3 separate regions of the Homo sapiens genome follow, and all the other regions are linked to region 2. A link is a contact called in ENCODE Hi-C data. All regions are on one chromosome and are shown on one strand. The core of a region is the stretch at or near the end of the contact, and the rest is flanking DNA. Distances in the headings are between cores, read along the strand shown. Region 1 holds the start of CDK8 (cyclin dependent kinase 8). Region 2 holds the start of HSPH1 (heat shock protein family H (Hsp110) member 1). Region 3 holds the start of USP12-DT (USP12 divergent transcript).

Evidence for each region. Hi-C counts contacts between places; a loop is a spot of excess contacts on that map. Pooled maps may share reads with other maps.
Region 1: a map of B cell shows a loop between it and region 2 (17-fold over the local background). The contact joins the promoter of CDK8 here to the promoter of HSPH1 in region 2. A Hi-C loop is called at or near these places in 5 of 168 maps with a recorded cell type or tissue (B cell, CD4-positive, alpha-beta T cell, CD4-positive, alpha-beta memory T cell and 1 more) and 11 of 50 pooled maps.
Region 3: a loop to region 2 is called in a map of CD4-positive, alpha-beta T cell, with 6 times the contacts of the local background. The contact joins the promoter of USP12-DT here to the promoter of HSPH1 in region 2. A Hi-C loop is called at or near these places in 3 of 168 maps with a recorded cell type or tissue (CD4-positive, alpha-beta T cell, CD4-positive, alpha-beta memory T cell and naive thymus-derived CD4-positive, alpha-beta T cell) and 11 of 50 pooled maps.

The regions. Positions count from the first base shown.
Region 1 is chr13:26,252,548-26,257,056 of GRCh38, reverse strand. CDK8 (cyclin dependent kinase 8) reads right to left here and starts at 2,928. Exons shown (of 13, transcript NM_001260.3): 1 at 2,288-2,928. The coding sequence starts at 2,415. RefSeq lists a silencer at 2,324-2,923.
Region 2 is chr13:31,160,599-31,165,674 of GRCh38, reverse strand. It overlaps HSPH1 (heat shock protein family H (Hsp110) member 1), which reads left to right and starts at 3,771. Exons shown (of 18, transcript NM_006644.4): 1 at 3,771-4,199. The coding sequence starts at 4,093. LOC105370148 (a long non-coding RNA gene) reads right to left here and starts at 3,015. Exons shown (of 3, transcript XR_941825.3): 1 at 1,578-3,015; 2 at 433-521. RefSeq lists enhancers at 3,145-3,414, 3,645-3,764, 3,895-3,974, 3,586-4,131, 4,132-4,677.
Region 3 is chr13:27,170,026-27,174,857 of GRCh38, reverse strand. It overlaps USP12-DT (USP12 divergent transcript), which reads right to left and starts at 2,599. Exons shown (of 2, transcript NR_046548.1): 1 at 2,486-2,599. USP12 (ubiquitin specific peptidase 12) reads left to right here and starts at 3,047. Exons shown (of 9, transcript NM_182488.4): 1 at 3,047-3,266. The coding sequence starts at 3,219. RefSeq lists enhancers at 2,271-2,460, 3,961-4,070 and silencers at 2,521-3,160, 3,301-3,350, 3,411-3,500, 3,571-3,640, 3,671-3,720.

The DNA.
Region 1 (4,509 bases), core at 1,679-4,178, 4.9 Mb after region 2:
TATTTTACCAGGACTAAAATGCATTAAATTACATTTCACTGACATAAGATCAAAAGAACCTCATAAATACTATGCGATACTTTACCAGAGTGAGGTTACAAAGAGAAGTCAAACCGAAAAAAATCCCTGTAATTTTAAAACTCTCTAAAACTATCTCTAAAAGATAGTAATTTTAAAACTCTCTTGACATTTGATCCATTAAAAATAGAAGTTCATCACATAAAGAGAATCATTAAAGACTGATGGAAAACAAACTCCAAGGATTACAAATAATAAGTTCTTTTTTCCAAAATGCAATGTTACTTTTCAGCTGTCACAGATGACTAAGAATGTCCATACATTATACCTTCAACTATCTTTAAATTCAAAGATATTGAAATTATTCTTTCAAATTATTCTTAACGGCCTAAATTAAAACCTGACCATAGAGATATAAAATGTGCTTAAGTACCCCCTGCCAATACACAGTATTAGTTTTCTAATAAAATGTACAACGTTAAAACAAATATGCATATTTTATTAGCTTAAATTGGTAATTTATGAAAACAGAACCGGCTTCTCTCACACAGATTAAAAATAATGCAAAGGCGCTAGAATTTTATATAACATGTCAGTTTGGTCAAATGTACTGTAATGTCTAATCTCATGGGATTGGGGATTTTATGAATATGCCCAAAATTACATAATACTGGGGGAAGGGGAGATGGTTTAAAGCTTTTGAGAAATATTGTATGGTGAGTTAACAAACATAATTTTAAAAATATATGTCATTACAGAGTAAAACTTCAACAATAAGTCTAATTAGACAACAACAGAGTCAGCAATATCTCCAGACGCTGATTTCTCCAGTGTCACCAGACTATCCATTCCGCTAAAAAGTACTTTTAAATACGTGCGGCGCCCAGAATATCAAGTTTTCAAATCCAAATCCCTACCTTCTGCCGATCTGTTCCACTTTACTGTTGCATAAAAGCACTAAAATACACATTCTAAATTAATTAGAACTCCTATCTTCCTCGTAGAGTCCATTGTAAATACTTTTAGAAAGACATTTCAGTAAATCTAAGAAAAATGTCCAATAAATATACACTTTCCTTTCCAACATCCAGAATACTAAAGTATTTGTAAATATGCGCCCCCCTACCCCACAGTAGGGAACTTCAGCTTTATGAATTTTTTTTTCGTGCTAATGTAGTCTGAACATACTCTCCTACCTAATTGGAAATTTTAAGTGATTAAACATCATACAGCAGGTGACTAAACTGGGATGCTCAAGTAAAGCTACTTCGTTTCTAATAAAATCCAAGGATTATATAATAAGCTTTGACTTTTCAATAATTTTCTATTCTGTCAAAGGCAACAGAGACAACATCCATTTTACAAGAAAACATGGAGTTAATAAAATATATTTTCCCCCCAACTAAGAATTGCCTTCTCTTTTGTCAATATTACAAGACATTCATCTACTGACAAAGAGAAAAAATGAACAATTCACTTGCCTGTTAAGAAACTAAATTGGAAGCATTACCAGTCATAGGTTTAATTAAGTTGTTACTAGGGAAGAATATTTAAAGCAAAGGGATTATTTAAAGTTCACTGCCAGCCGCTAAATTTGGGGGAAACCGCCTGAACGAGATAGTCCCTATGTCACTTGCCTTCTTCCCCACCACCCACCCTGCACCAAACCCCCATTGTTCTATGTAAAAATTCACAGCTAATAATATCTAAATAGCAATTGCAACATTTATGTTGCAGATGATCACTATGGGGAACTCTCTCCAGAACCACATTCACTCGCTGCCTTCCTTTCCTCAAATAAAATACAAATTTGATAAAAAATCGATCACAAACTGGTGGGGGAAAGGATCACAGCCTTCCTTCTAGACCGATGGATGACACTCCAGAGGCGGGTGAGGAAATCCCCAGAAGGTTACCATAATAAATCGACCAAGGAAAAAAAAAAACAAAAAACATTTAACCCGGCGTTTTAGAACGAATTTTTTCATGAATCAGCTTTGAAATCCTTGAAAAGTATACAGCCCACGGTGCAGAGGCTCATCTTGCCTCTTACCACCAGAGCAGAACACAGACGCGGCACGCAGGATTTCTCGTGGGTTTGGATCCCTCGTACACCACTTCCTCCCCAAACCTGGCTGGCGGAGCCAGAGGCCGGCGTCGAGGAAGTCAGAGCCCGGCACCCCGGCGGCCCGCTCTCCCTCCGGGCTACCTGCCTCGGCCTGCGGGAGCGCCGCCCAGCGCGGACACCGGCCCAGACACACACACTCACCCATCTTTCCTCTTGGCTTTGTAGACGTGACCATAAGTGCCTCGGCCAACTTTGCAGCCCTCGTATTCAAACAGGTCCTCGACCCGCTCCCGCTCGCTGCTCAGCTTCACTTTAAAGTCATAGTCCATTGTCACAGCCTCTGAGGCCGGAGAGCTGGGTCGGGGGGCCGGGGGGCAGGGGTGGGGACCGGGGAAGCACGGGCAGCCGCAGCCCCCGGGAACCCGCCCGCTCTACGCCCGCCGGCCGCAGCACCAGCCCGACTGATGCGGCAAGAGCAGGAGGAGGCCCCGCGAAAGCGCCAGGGACATCCAGGGGGACGGCGGGGCAGAGGCCGGCCGGGGGTGGAGGAACGGGGAGGATCCCCCGGCGAAGGAGAGCCGAGGGACGAGGGCTGGGGGTGGGGAGCGGTGTCTCTGCCCTTGTCCCCGCGGGCTCCCTGGGCGCCGGCTCCGCCGCTCTCTCCGGCCGCGCGTTCTGCTCCTGCTGCGGCGGGAGCGGCGGGGCGGCCAGGCGGGCTCTCGTCCTCTCACACGCGCACTCACGCCTCACGCTCTCACACACACGCTCACACTCACTCACTCACTCACTCTCCCATACACTCAAACAGAAGGGCAGAGCCGCACAACAGCCGGTACCTCCTCAAAGAGAGGAGGAGGGAGGGCACTCGCGGAACACGGCCGCGGCTGTCGCAAAAACGTCGCGAAGCCTCGGGCTGCCTCCGGGCCACACTCTAGCCCGCTCCCGCGGTGGCTGGCCGCCCCTGCTGGCGCTGGCACCCTGAGGACCGTGTGGAGGGAGCAGGGGAGCCACTGCCCAAAGCTGCCGCCAAATGCACCACGTGGAACCAGCCCCAGCGGTGGCCGGGCCCCAGACTACAATACCCAGAATGCACAGGCCGCCGCCGCTGCCGCCCCTTCTACGACTCCGCCCCACACGGTGGGAATATGGGAGCGTTGCATGATGGGACTCGTAGTCTAGGGTGAAATTCGTTTCAATCATTTGGGGAAAATTTATTTTTATTTTTACAGCGATCTAACTAGAGTCTGATTTCAGCCACAAACTTGATCAAAGAGGTGCACGTGGGAAGGAGAGTCGTTTGCATTAGAAACACATTTTGTGCCACTCTGAACTCCAGATTTTAAAGGCCACTATCATCGATAAAAGCCGGTATGATATTTGTAAACAGCTCGCGGGCCAGCAGTTGGGGTACTCTTGGTGTTCACAATCTGATAAGGGCTGCACAATGATGTCAACATACTGACATTACAAGCACCAATAAAAGTGAATCAATGACCAGTGTCCAAGCTACTCCTAAACATTGTTACTCTTGTGACAGATGACCATCCAAACCTTTCCTATCCATATACAGGAAGTATTGAGTACAGTACAGCCTTCTGCGATACTACCTATAAGAACACCAGTTTCTAGCTATGATTACAGAAAGGATCTAAATCCATGGGAACTAGTTTGTTAATAATCTTAAGGTAGCAATATGTCCTGCTTCAGGAGTCCTGGTATCTTGATACTAATCTATCATTTTATCTTACCCCCCTTGTCTATTTTTAATTTTTGGTTTTCCAATTGTTACCATTTCCACTAAAGCTCCCCACTTCCCAAAGGGAATATGAACTTTGCAGTTTTAATGTGAACTTTTTAACACTTTTTTTCCCACCTTTCCTGTGATATTTATCAAATTCCTTTCATCTTTTATTTCCTCTACCTTGCTAGATCCTAAGTTGTTATAGGAAGTCATATTTGCATCTTCTGTAAAACCTAGTGTCATGCCTTGATAATGATGCACAGTAAACACTTGTTAAATTAATGAATGAATAAACATGTTTATCTCAAAAAGATCCATATACCAATGATGATGATGATGATATCATCTTGTGAAAAAGCCTCCAAAGGGCTTTCTCTTATATAATTTTCCTTGGAGAAAATTAGTGACTTCACCACTGTGTAAAATTAAATTGTTTTTACCTAGCATACTATATAAGTATTGAGTATTTTACTATACTGGGTTTGAATCCTGCATTGTCATTTACTAATGTGTTCTTGGAGCCTAGAATTTTTTCTTTGCAAAGTGCAAAGCACAAAACAAATGTAGGCTTTCATTAATGGCATATTATTTGTTTCCATTCAGTGATGAAAATTGGGTAACTCTCTAGCAGAACTGCTCATTTGCATCCTTAAAGAATTACATCATTTTCTGAATATGGATT
Region 2 (5,076 bases), core at 2,522-5,021:
CCTAAGCCAAACAGTGACCACCCTCCGCATTCGGGCTGGCACCAGCTTCTCCTTAACTGGACAAGAACTGGGTGTACTTTGGGGAAGGGTAATGTGCTTACTGGGTGGGCATTCAGAAACCTTCTCTACAGATGGTGAAGAATTCAATAGAGCCTTGAAGGATGAGGAACTGGCCTAGCCAGGAGCCTGAGGAAGAATTTTCTAGGCAGGGGAATAAAGGAACACCTTGATGTGGGGTAGGGGGCCAGTGTGCCTGAGCACGGTGTTCCAGTGGCAAAGTGGCTCACAGTGAGTTTGGGGGCAGACATGAACATTTTCCTACACATTGAGTTTTTGTCTGCCACATTTATTACAAAATATGATCCTTTTTAGGCTAAAAGAAACATCATTTTACATATCTTTTCCATGTCCTACCAGACAAAACATACTTACCTTATTTCTAGGTGTACCTTTTTATAAGTCTCTGCTCCCTGCGTGATTTCCCCATGCATTCCTATTTTTAGATGATCATTCTATTATAACTTAAAATAAGGACAAAATAGGTTTTAGCAGAACCAATTAAGGTTTAAAAGATACATTTTCAGGTTAATATATAAGAAGAAAACAAAAATCTTTTGGTAAGCAAATATTGAAAAAGGTTCAAACGGACAAGATTTCAGATAATTGAGTATTCATGATGCCCCAGCATTGCAGAGAAGTGACAAAACACATCTTGATTTAGAACAAGTTTTATACTACTTCTGTAACCCTCCAGACCCTGGCATTATGCTGGTTATAGAGAAGACTGCCATACTGGTTGATACCAGAAATTCAAAGTCATATGCACTTTCATGTATATTACTCTATCTGCATATCCCCTCCTTTGCCCATCTCTTCCTCCTTTCAAGGAAGCCTGGCATAGTTTTTTATATCTACTGCATATTATCTCTTTGAATGGCATTTTTGTTTGGGCTTTTCTTAATTTTGCATTTTTGTTTTATTGTTCTTTGGAAGTGGTCTGTTTCTGCTTCCAATTTTGAGGTCCTTCTTATTCTCTAAAACAAATATGGAATGAAACCTAATAATTGGATTCATAATTACATAACAAGGATTTGTAGGGATTGTCATTATTTGGTCCAAGTCTCATTTTAAAATTTCTGACATTACAACAGTAAGTGTGATAAATTCTACATGTAATAAAATATATAAACATATAAAGTAATAAAATATAATAAAGTGTTAAAAGTGAATTTTTTTAATAGTCTTGCTATATTGCCTGGGCAGGACTTCAACTCCTGGGCTGAAGCAACCCACATGCCTCAGCCTCCCATGTAGCTGGTACTAGAGGCATGAGCCACTGCACCTAGCTAGGAATTATTTTTTTATTTTTAGAGACAGACTCTTGTTCTGTTGCCCAGGCTGCAGTGCAGTGGAGTGATCATAGTTCACTGCAGCCTCAAACTCCTGGGCTCAGGTGATCCTCCTGCCTTGGCCTCCCAAAGTGCTGGGATTACAGATGTGAGCCGCCATGCCTGGCCCAGCTAAGAATTTCAATTAGATAATAAATATGGTAGATTTTACAACCTCTTATCACTTACCTGTTGTGCTGAATAATTAAGGCAAATCGATTAAATAAAAGGGGGCTACACCATGACTACACAACACATCCACAGCAGTACAAGATTAAAGTTTGTACTGACTTTCACTGAATGATATTACTTCTATTACTACAATTTATCAAATACCACCATACCATGTTTTATTTATATCTAATCCTTCCAAAATCCTAGCAAAAATAGGTATTACTTCCATTTTACAGTCGAGGAAACAGAGGGCAAAGAGGAATTTGACAAAGATGACAGACTTTATATGTTTATGTTTATATATGTTTAGTGCTTTACATATAGTTTCCATCATTACATAAACACCATGAGATGGAATACAGAAAGGCTTAGTAATTATCGCAACATCACACAGCTCACAAATAAGAATAGCTAGGATTCAAGCCCATGATGTCTGACTCCAGGAGGCCTGGTGCCCTTACAAGCTGTACTTTATATAAAACATCTTAGTAGAGTGCCAAGGATTTGAACCTGACCCAAATCTGTCTGGCTCCAAAGACTGAGAACTGTTCATGTCTCCTCTTCGTACGGCAGTTAAAATGTGGGAAGCAGACCAAATAATCTCAAAGGTTCTTTCTGTTCAAAATTGCTATGTCTCCATGGATTTTATTATAAGGTTTTGATATGTAAGAAAAAGTTGGTGGGCGGGGGGTGGGGACAGAAACCAAGTTTTTGGGATGCATAACAAAAATAACTTATAGTTACAGCTAACTATATGTCCAAATGTAAGAACACAACAACCCCGTGATAACTATTATTGCTCCCATTTTAAAGGTGAGTTAACTGAAGCATGTTAAGTAAGCCACCTAAGTGGCAGGAAAACTAGCAAAAGCACATACAATTTACATGTAATGTAAACCTGGGCCTTTCGTCTTGCCTCTGACTTAACCAACTTGTTTTGATAGACAAGGAGGAATTCCCATACTCTTTATGAGTTAGATTTTTCTAACTTTAGGTTACAACTCCTTATTCAATTACACGCTTATCCAATAACATATTTGAACTGTGCTTATACTTCCACATGCCTGACATAAGGTAAACTCAGGGATCAGAAGCAAACTTAAAAAGACACAAAAGGGTATAAAAGACCTGATAAGTTATCAGCAACACAGTTCCACCTTTTCTTACACTGTCTCTTTACTGAACAAAAGTTAACGGGGACATCGCTTCTGAGGGAAAGAAACAAAAGCTGCTTCAGATCAAACAAAAAGCAAAACTTACACACAGTACCAATTTATGGCTAGGAGTGGCAGGGTAGAACAGCGTCGGCTTAAATCAGACCTTTTAAAAATAAGCAGAAAGTGATACCGTGGACAGCCTGCCAAATGACGTCACAACTAAAAATCGATTTCTTAAAAAAAAAAACACCTGACATTTTACTCCACAAGAGATCATCCTGCTGCCTGATGAATACAAGAACACTTAACACAACCCCTTTGCTTTTATTATAAGCGGTTTGAACTGGTGTTCCTTCTCCTAAGTCGTAACGCACCAGTTGTCGGGGTAATCCAGACAATAATAGAAGTGAATACAAAACAAACGAACAAAATGACGCTTATTGCCAGGGAACCCGCGCAAAAGCGCCAGACAAAACCCTACCCAGCCTCTCTCGCGAGTCCCAGAAGACAAAGCCGGGTCCCAGCAAGCACTGCGGCCAGGACTACACATCCCAGCATGCAAGGCGCACACTTCTCCCAGCGGGACTACGATTCCCAACATGCTCTCCGGACAGCTGGCCGGCCTCCCCACCATCCCGGTGTCTGGGGTCTCTGCAAAAATGGGGTCTGTCTCCGCCCGCCCAGCCTCCCTTTAGCGTTAAGGATCGGACACCACCTCCCGGTAGTAAATTGTGACTATTCCGAGTTTTGGAGTCATTCTTCGTTGCCTGTTTTATTAGGGCAGCAAAACGCCTGTGGCTAGGGCGGGAGTGGGCGGAGGCAGGTTTGAGCCAATGGCACGGGAGCGGCCCTGTCGCTGCCATGGCAACGGCGGCCGTTCTCCGGGGACCGGCTGCCCATTGGGTAGAATCTTTCCAGAAGGCTCGAGAAGAAGGAAGCGGAAGTGGCACGTGGAGGGGCCGGTGGAGGCGCCGGTGAGTAAATGCCGCAGATTCTGGAAAGTTCTGATCAGTGCGATACATAAGGCTGAGGAAGTGGGACCTCCCCTTTTGGGTCGGTAGTTCAGCGCCGGCGCCGGTGTGCGAGCCGCGGCAGAGTGAGGCAGGCAACCCGAGGTGCGGAGCGACCTGCGGAGGCTGAGCCCCGCTTTCTCCCAGGGTTTCTTATCAGCCAGCCGCCGCTGTCCCCGGGGGAGTAGGAGGCTCCTGACAGGCCGCGGCTGTCTGTGTGTCCTTCTGAGTGTCAGAGGAACGGCCAGACCCCGCGGGCCGGAGCAGAACGCGGCCAGGGCAGAAAGCGGCGGCAGGAGAAGCAGGCAGGGGGCCGGAGGACGCAGACCGAGACCCGAGGCGGAGGCGGACCGCGAGCCGGCCATGTCGGTGGTGGGGTTGGACGTGGGCTCGCAGAGCTGCTACATCGCGGTAGCCCGGGCCGGGGGCATCGAGACCATCGCCAATGAGTTCAGCGACCGGTGCACCCCGTAAGTGGGAGTCTGCGAGGGTGGATGGGAGGAGGTTCTGGGCCCTTAGTGTGGGGACCCAAGATCGCGGGCTGGCTGTACGGATCACCGCGGCAAACGGAGGCGTTTGGGCAGCGGCGCACCCCTCCGTGGAACTAGGGACCAGCGACCCGGCCAGAGGAGGGATGGGGGGCTTGCCATCACAAATTGGAGAAGGGATTGTCTCAGGGATTCACGGGGGTGAGAGGAGTCCCAGAGTCGAGACTCTAAGGGTCGTCACCTTGTGCGGGCTTCCTATTGGGGGTTTTCAAAACCTACTGGGGGTCGGGCTGCGGCAAAGCCCGCAACTTCGCTCCCTTTTCTTGGCAGGCTGCAGCCTGCGCCTTCCGCGGCCGCCCCCGTATCCCCACCCGGCCTCTCTGAGCTGGCTGAGCCGCCTCCAGCTTGTCCTCCTCCCTTCGCGCATATCTTTGCGCACCGCGGAGCGGGGCTGCCGGCCTTTTTCTTCCGCATTGTGAATCTCGAAATGAACTGGAAGCTTCCAGAGCTTGTGTCGCTGCTTGTCCAGTGAGCAGGCGGATTGTTGTTAGCGACCACGGAAGCAGTCCTATGAAAGATTAGCCCACCTCTTTTTACCCAGTCTCTTCGTTGCTAACATTGTTGGCCTTAATGCCCGGGATCATTGTCGAAAGATGTAAACGTCTTTTTTTTTGCTCTTTGCCATTCATGAGGAATTGTAAACCGTATTTTTAAAATTAATTTTGCACAGTTTATTTAAAAGAGAATAAAAATTGCATACTTTTGTGCTAGGACGCCAAAAGAGGATGGATGTCGTCACTGAACTAAATATTCTATAGGAGCATAGGGTGGGCAAAGGGCAACATTTTAAAAAGCAAGT
Region 3 (4,832 bases), core at 1,350-3,849, 4.0 Mb after region 2:
GAAGGCCGAAAAGGAGTCAGTTGTACACAAACTCATCTTTTGCTAGGCACAGGGAAGCTCTTTGTAAAGCTGATTACACAGCTGTGTAAAGCTGTGTTCTAAAGCCAGATTACCCTTTCCAAGCTCAGGGTGCAAAAGTGTGGAGTTTCAGCCAAACTTATTCTCCAACTGCATTACATATGGTAAAGAACACTCAGTACAACACCTAGCACATAGATTCAAGAATGTCTCTTTTATGTTTGTGTCTCTCCAATCGACCATAGGCTGTGGAGACAAGGCATTGTGAGGCTCTGTGATTAGGTTTCATGACTTTACCTGTGAATTTAGATGGCTCCAACATCAACTAGACATGACTCCAGATAATTCTATCAGAAATCCATTTTACTTTTTAAAATTTAATTTAATTTAATTTTTGAGACGGAATCTTACTCTGTCGCCCAAGCTGGAGTGCAGTAGCATGATCTCGGCTCACTGGTTTTTCCCAGGTTCATGCGACTCTCCTGCCTCAGCCTCCCTAGTAGCTTGGATTACAGGTGCTCGCCACCATGCCCAACTAATTTTTGTAGTTTTAGTAGAGATGGGCTTTCTCCATGTTGGCCAGGTTGGTCTCAAACTCCTGACCTCAAGTGATCCGCCCGCCTTGGCCTCCCAAAGTGCTGGGATTACAACAGGCGAGAGCCACTGTGCTGTATTTTTGAGATACTGTTTCAGTCTGTCGCTCAGGCTACAGTGCAGTGGTTCAATCATGGCTCACTGCAACCTGGATATCTCGGGCTTAAGTTATCCTCTTACTTCGCCTCACAAGTAGCTGGGACTATAGGTATGCGCCACCATGCACCACGTATTTATTTTTATTTTTAGTAGAGACAAGGTCTCACTATGTTGCCCAGGCTGGTCTTGAACTCCCTGGTCTCAAGGAAGTTGGAAGCCATCCTCCTGCCTCAGCCTCCCAAAGTGCTGGGATTACAGGCCTGATCCACTGTGCCCAGCCTAGAAATTTATTTATTTATTTATTTTTGAGAGAGTCTCACTCTGTCACCCAGGCTGGGGTGCAATGGCACAATCCCAGTTCACTGCAATCTCCACCTCCAGGATCCAATCTATTCTTATGCCTCAGCCTCCTGAGTAGCTGGGATTACAGGCGTACACTGCTACGCCTGGCTAATTTTTGTATTTTAGTAGAGACGGGATTTCACCACGTTGGCCAGGCTGGTCTCCAACTCCTGACCTCAAGTGATCCACCTGCCTCGGCCTCCCAAAGTGCTGGAATTACAGGTGTGAGCCACCATACTCAGCCTAGAAATTCATTTTAGAAAGGCCTTGTTCTTATATAAACTTATATGTAAAGCCAGTGGCTTTTGTTCCTGTGACATGTTCGGATTAATGGACAAGGAGGCATATGGGTGGTTAGCGGGATGGAGGCAGGTCTAAAATTCTGGCACATCAGACCTGTTTGCTGGAATAGAACAGCAAGTGGGAAGGACAGGATGACCACAGCTATTTATCAGGACGGGCACACAGATGGGCATGGTGACACTCGGACAAGGCCCAGGTAGGCCCTAGAGGTCTAAGATGTAGAAACCCTTGTCCAAACAGGGGGTAGAAAAGAGCAAGAAAGAATTCAGGTGGGTGATGCTTGCAAGTATAGAGAGGAAAGCCCCTGGCTGGGGTATCAGGGCTCTTGGCTTCCATGGAGGCAGGCGCTTGGAGATCCAGTCCGGCTACCATGGGGCTTGGCTATATTCAATCTGCATTCCCCCCCCAAGCAAGCTTATAATGGAATCACTATGGAAACAGTATTCATGTACCAGAAGTCTATTTTTCACTTAAATTTTGTTTGAATGCTTTTTGTTTTTGAGTGCTTTGAACCCTTGAGGTGAGGCATTTCTGATTTTACAGCTCTGCCTGAATTCAGATCCTCAACCCCACTGAATTAGGGGAACCCAGAAAAGTACCCCATCACGAGTTCAATCAGAAAATATCACAAGCTTTCTAACATAATAATTTATGAAGTTATTCTACTCACTTGAACTACTTTCTCAAATAGGAAAAAATAAAGCTGAGCTGCCAGGCATGAAGAACAGGGTGCAAATATGAATTTTATAAAAGGAGAAAGAGGAACTACCCATGCCAGTAGCCAGCACTGCCTAAGGATTTCTCACAGGGCATTTTTCTTGCTTGCGGGCTTCCTGTCTCTGGTAATATCATCATCACTGCTGGCTTGAGATCCTCCCTATTTTGCAGCTCAATGTGCAGATATTTAGAAGCCTATTATAAATTTATCGCCAACAGGCCAACAGGTTTCGCTCCTCTCCTTCCCCCATTACTTATCTTTCTTCTTAATTCAAAGAGTTAAACATGTGTAATTTGTTCTTTGCCTCTTCATTTTTGTTTAATTATTTTGTCTTTTTCTAAGTTGTGTTTGACTCCGGTGATTCATCCAATATACGTAAAAAGAAACAAACCAAGTGCTTGGGACGCATACCCGGGTTATCTTAACTGTGCAGAGCAGGTTTCCTCCCACTCCGCCCGTAGTTACCCAGATCATCGCCTCCGTTTTCTGTTTAGGCAGCGGGGGCTCGCCGTCCCCTCGCCCGCGGTGGGTGTCGCAGCTGGTCCCCTCCAGGGTTCTCCCAGATCGCCGCCGCCACCCCCGCGCCTCCCCGCCGCACCCCTTCCTACGCGGGGGTCTCTGGGTCCCCGGCTCTAGGACCGCAGGGACGCGGGCAGGAGGTGGCGCCCGCCTTCGGTCCTGCCCTCTGCCGCGCGCGGGGTGGGGACGGACCGGAGTTCCCCGGCTCGCGCACAAGGGCCGCGGAGGGGTTGCCGAGGGGTGGGCGGGGCTGCGCCGCCTGGCCGCGCCGCTGCCTGGCAGGCCGGGCATTAGGGCCTCGGCGGAGCCCGCTCCCCTGTGCGCTGGGCGGGGTGGGCGGAGGGCGGCTTCGCGTGCAGGCGCGGGCCCGGAGGCAGCGGCTGCGCCCTGCGCCGGGGCGGAGCCGGGGGCGGGCCGGCGGCCGGCAGGCGGGGGCTGGGGCCCGAGGCCGGGAGTGCCTGAGCGCCGGCGGCGACGACGGCAGCGGCGGCCCAGCGGGCTCGGTGGTTGGGTCCGCGGCGGCTCGGGGTCCGCCCGCGGGCTGCGGTGCGAGCGGGCGGCCCGGCTCCCCTCCTCCCCCGCCCGCCGCCGCCGCTGTGATTGGGTGGAAGATGGCGCTGGCCGGATGGAAATCCTAATGACAGTCTCCAAATTCGCCTCCATCTGTACCATGGTAGGTGGCGGCGAGCGGGCGGCCGGGGCTGCCGGGACCTCTCGGGCGGGCGGGCGGCGCTGGACCCGCCTCTCCCAGTGGCCGCTCGCGGGGCCTAGCGCCGGGGCGGGCGGGCGGGCTGGGCGGCCCGGGCGGCCCGGGCGGGGGCGGTTGGACGGCGCGCAGGCGGGGAGCGCGGGGGTGAGCGGCCCAGGCGGCTGGGGAGGGGGCGCCGCCTGGTGGGCCAGGGCGGCGCGAGGGTAGCGGTGAGTGGGCGACCGTGCCAGACGCGGCGTCGGGCGGGCACCGGCCTCCGGGAGTCCCCGGCTGAACTGCTGGGGTCCGCTCGGGACGCGGGGACGAGGGCCGAGGCGCGCCCGGCCTGTGCCGGGGTGAGGGGTGGGCGCGCGCGAGCCAGAGCGCGGCCCCGGGCCGGGGTCGTCGGGGAGGGGGCGCGGAGCCGCGCGGGCTCCATTTCCTTCTGGTCGCGCGCCGAGCGGGAGGGGTCCCCGGGAGGGGTGGGGGTCGGCGGGCAGGAAGGAAGGGTCTCGGCCGGGGCGGGCAGCGCTCATTCCCGCCTGGGAGAGGACGGAAGTCAAGTGCAGATTTCCTCGCGCCGCTGGCTGGGCCGAGTCCCCGACCCCGCGCTGGGGGAAAGGGGCGTGTGTGAAGGTGGAAACTTTAAATAAGTACTGTTGAAATTCTCTCCATTTTCTCCTCTGAGAGGCACGAGCTCTCCCGTTTCCAGCCGTGTGTCCAGGTGGCAGTCTTGTCTCTGGGAATGCACGTTAATCTTGAAAAGCAGCATTAGCTTTCCTGTCATTTGTTTACTTCAGCCCACCAGACACATCTGTATGTGGCTGGAGCTAGGTCTGTCTGTGCGGGGACCGCCTGCCAAGGCGATGGTATTTGTTTTCCTAGGGCGTTTAAATAGACTGTAAGGGAAAAGTGCTAATGCCCGCTGGAAGTCCCGAATTAAGCAAAACGTGGGCGCGTTTAAAACTTGGTGTTTTGTGCGTGGCCAGAAGGACCACAGTTTTCCACATGATGAGACAAATTCGTTTCATTAGTTCCTCATGAGCTTATATGTAGGGATCATAATTTATGAGTCATCACCGAAAAAAGTTGTTCTTTGCAACGTGGGCCTAGTGGTTGTTATTAGAGACTTCTGAAATCTTGTGTTTCATGCCTCACTGGCCCTATTTATGCAACTGATTTCATATAGGAGATCCCCAAGAAATTTTCCATCTAAGGGTGGTACATTGTATATATTTTTCTTTAAGGAGTGGTGAATCAGATCTGAAAGATGCCTTAAAAAGCAGATTCTCTACTACACGCTGAGGAACAGTACAAAAAATGACTGAAATCAGGTGGACATAAAATCGACAGTATTAAAGAAATCATATTGAAGGATGAATCATTGAAGACTCCATTTCCCAACTGGATGATTGTTCTTTCTCACAGTTTACATTTTAGGAAAGCATTTGTATTAAATGGACTATATTAAAATGATTTTGGAGAATTGTTTGGGCTAATTATTTTTAGATACGCCAATTATTATCTTAGTCAATTTCAAAAGGAATGCGA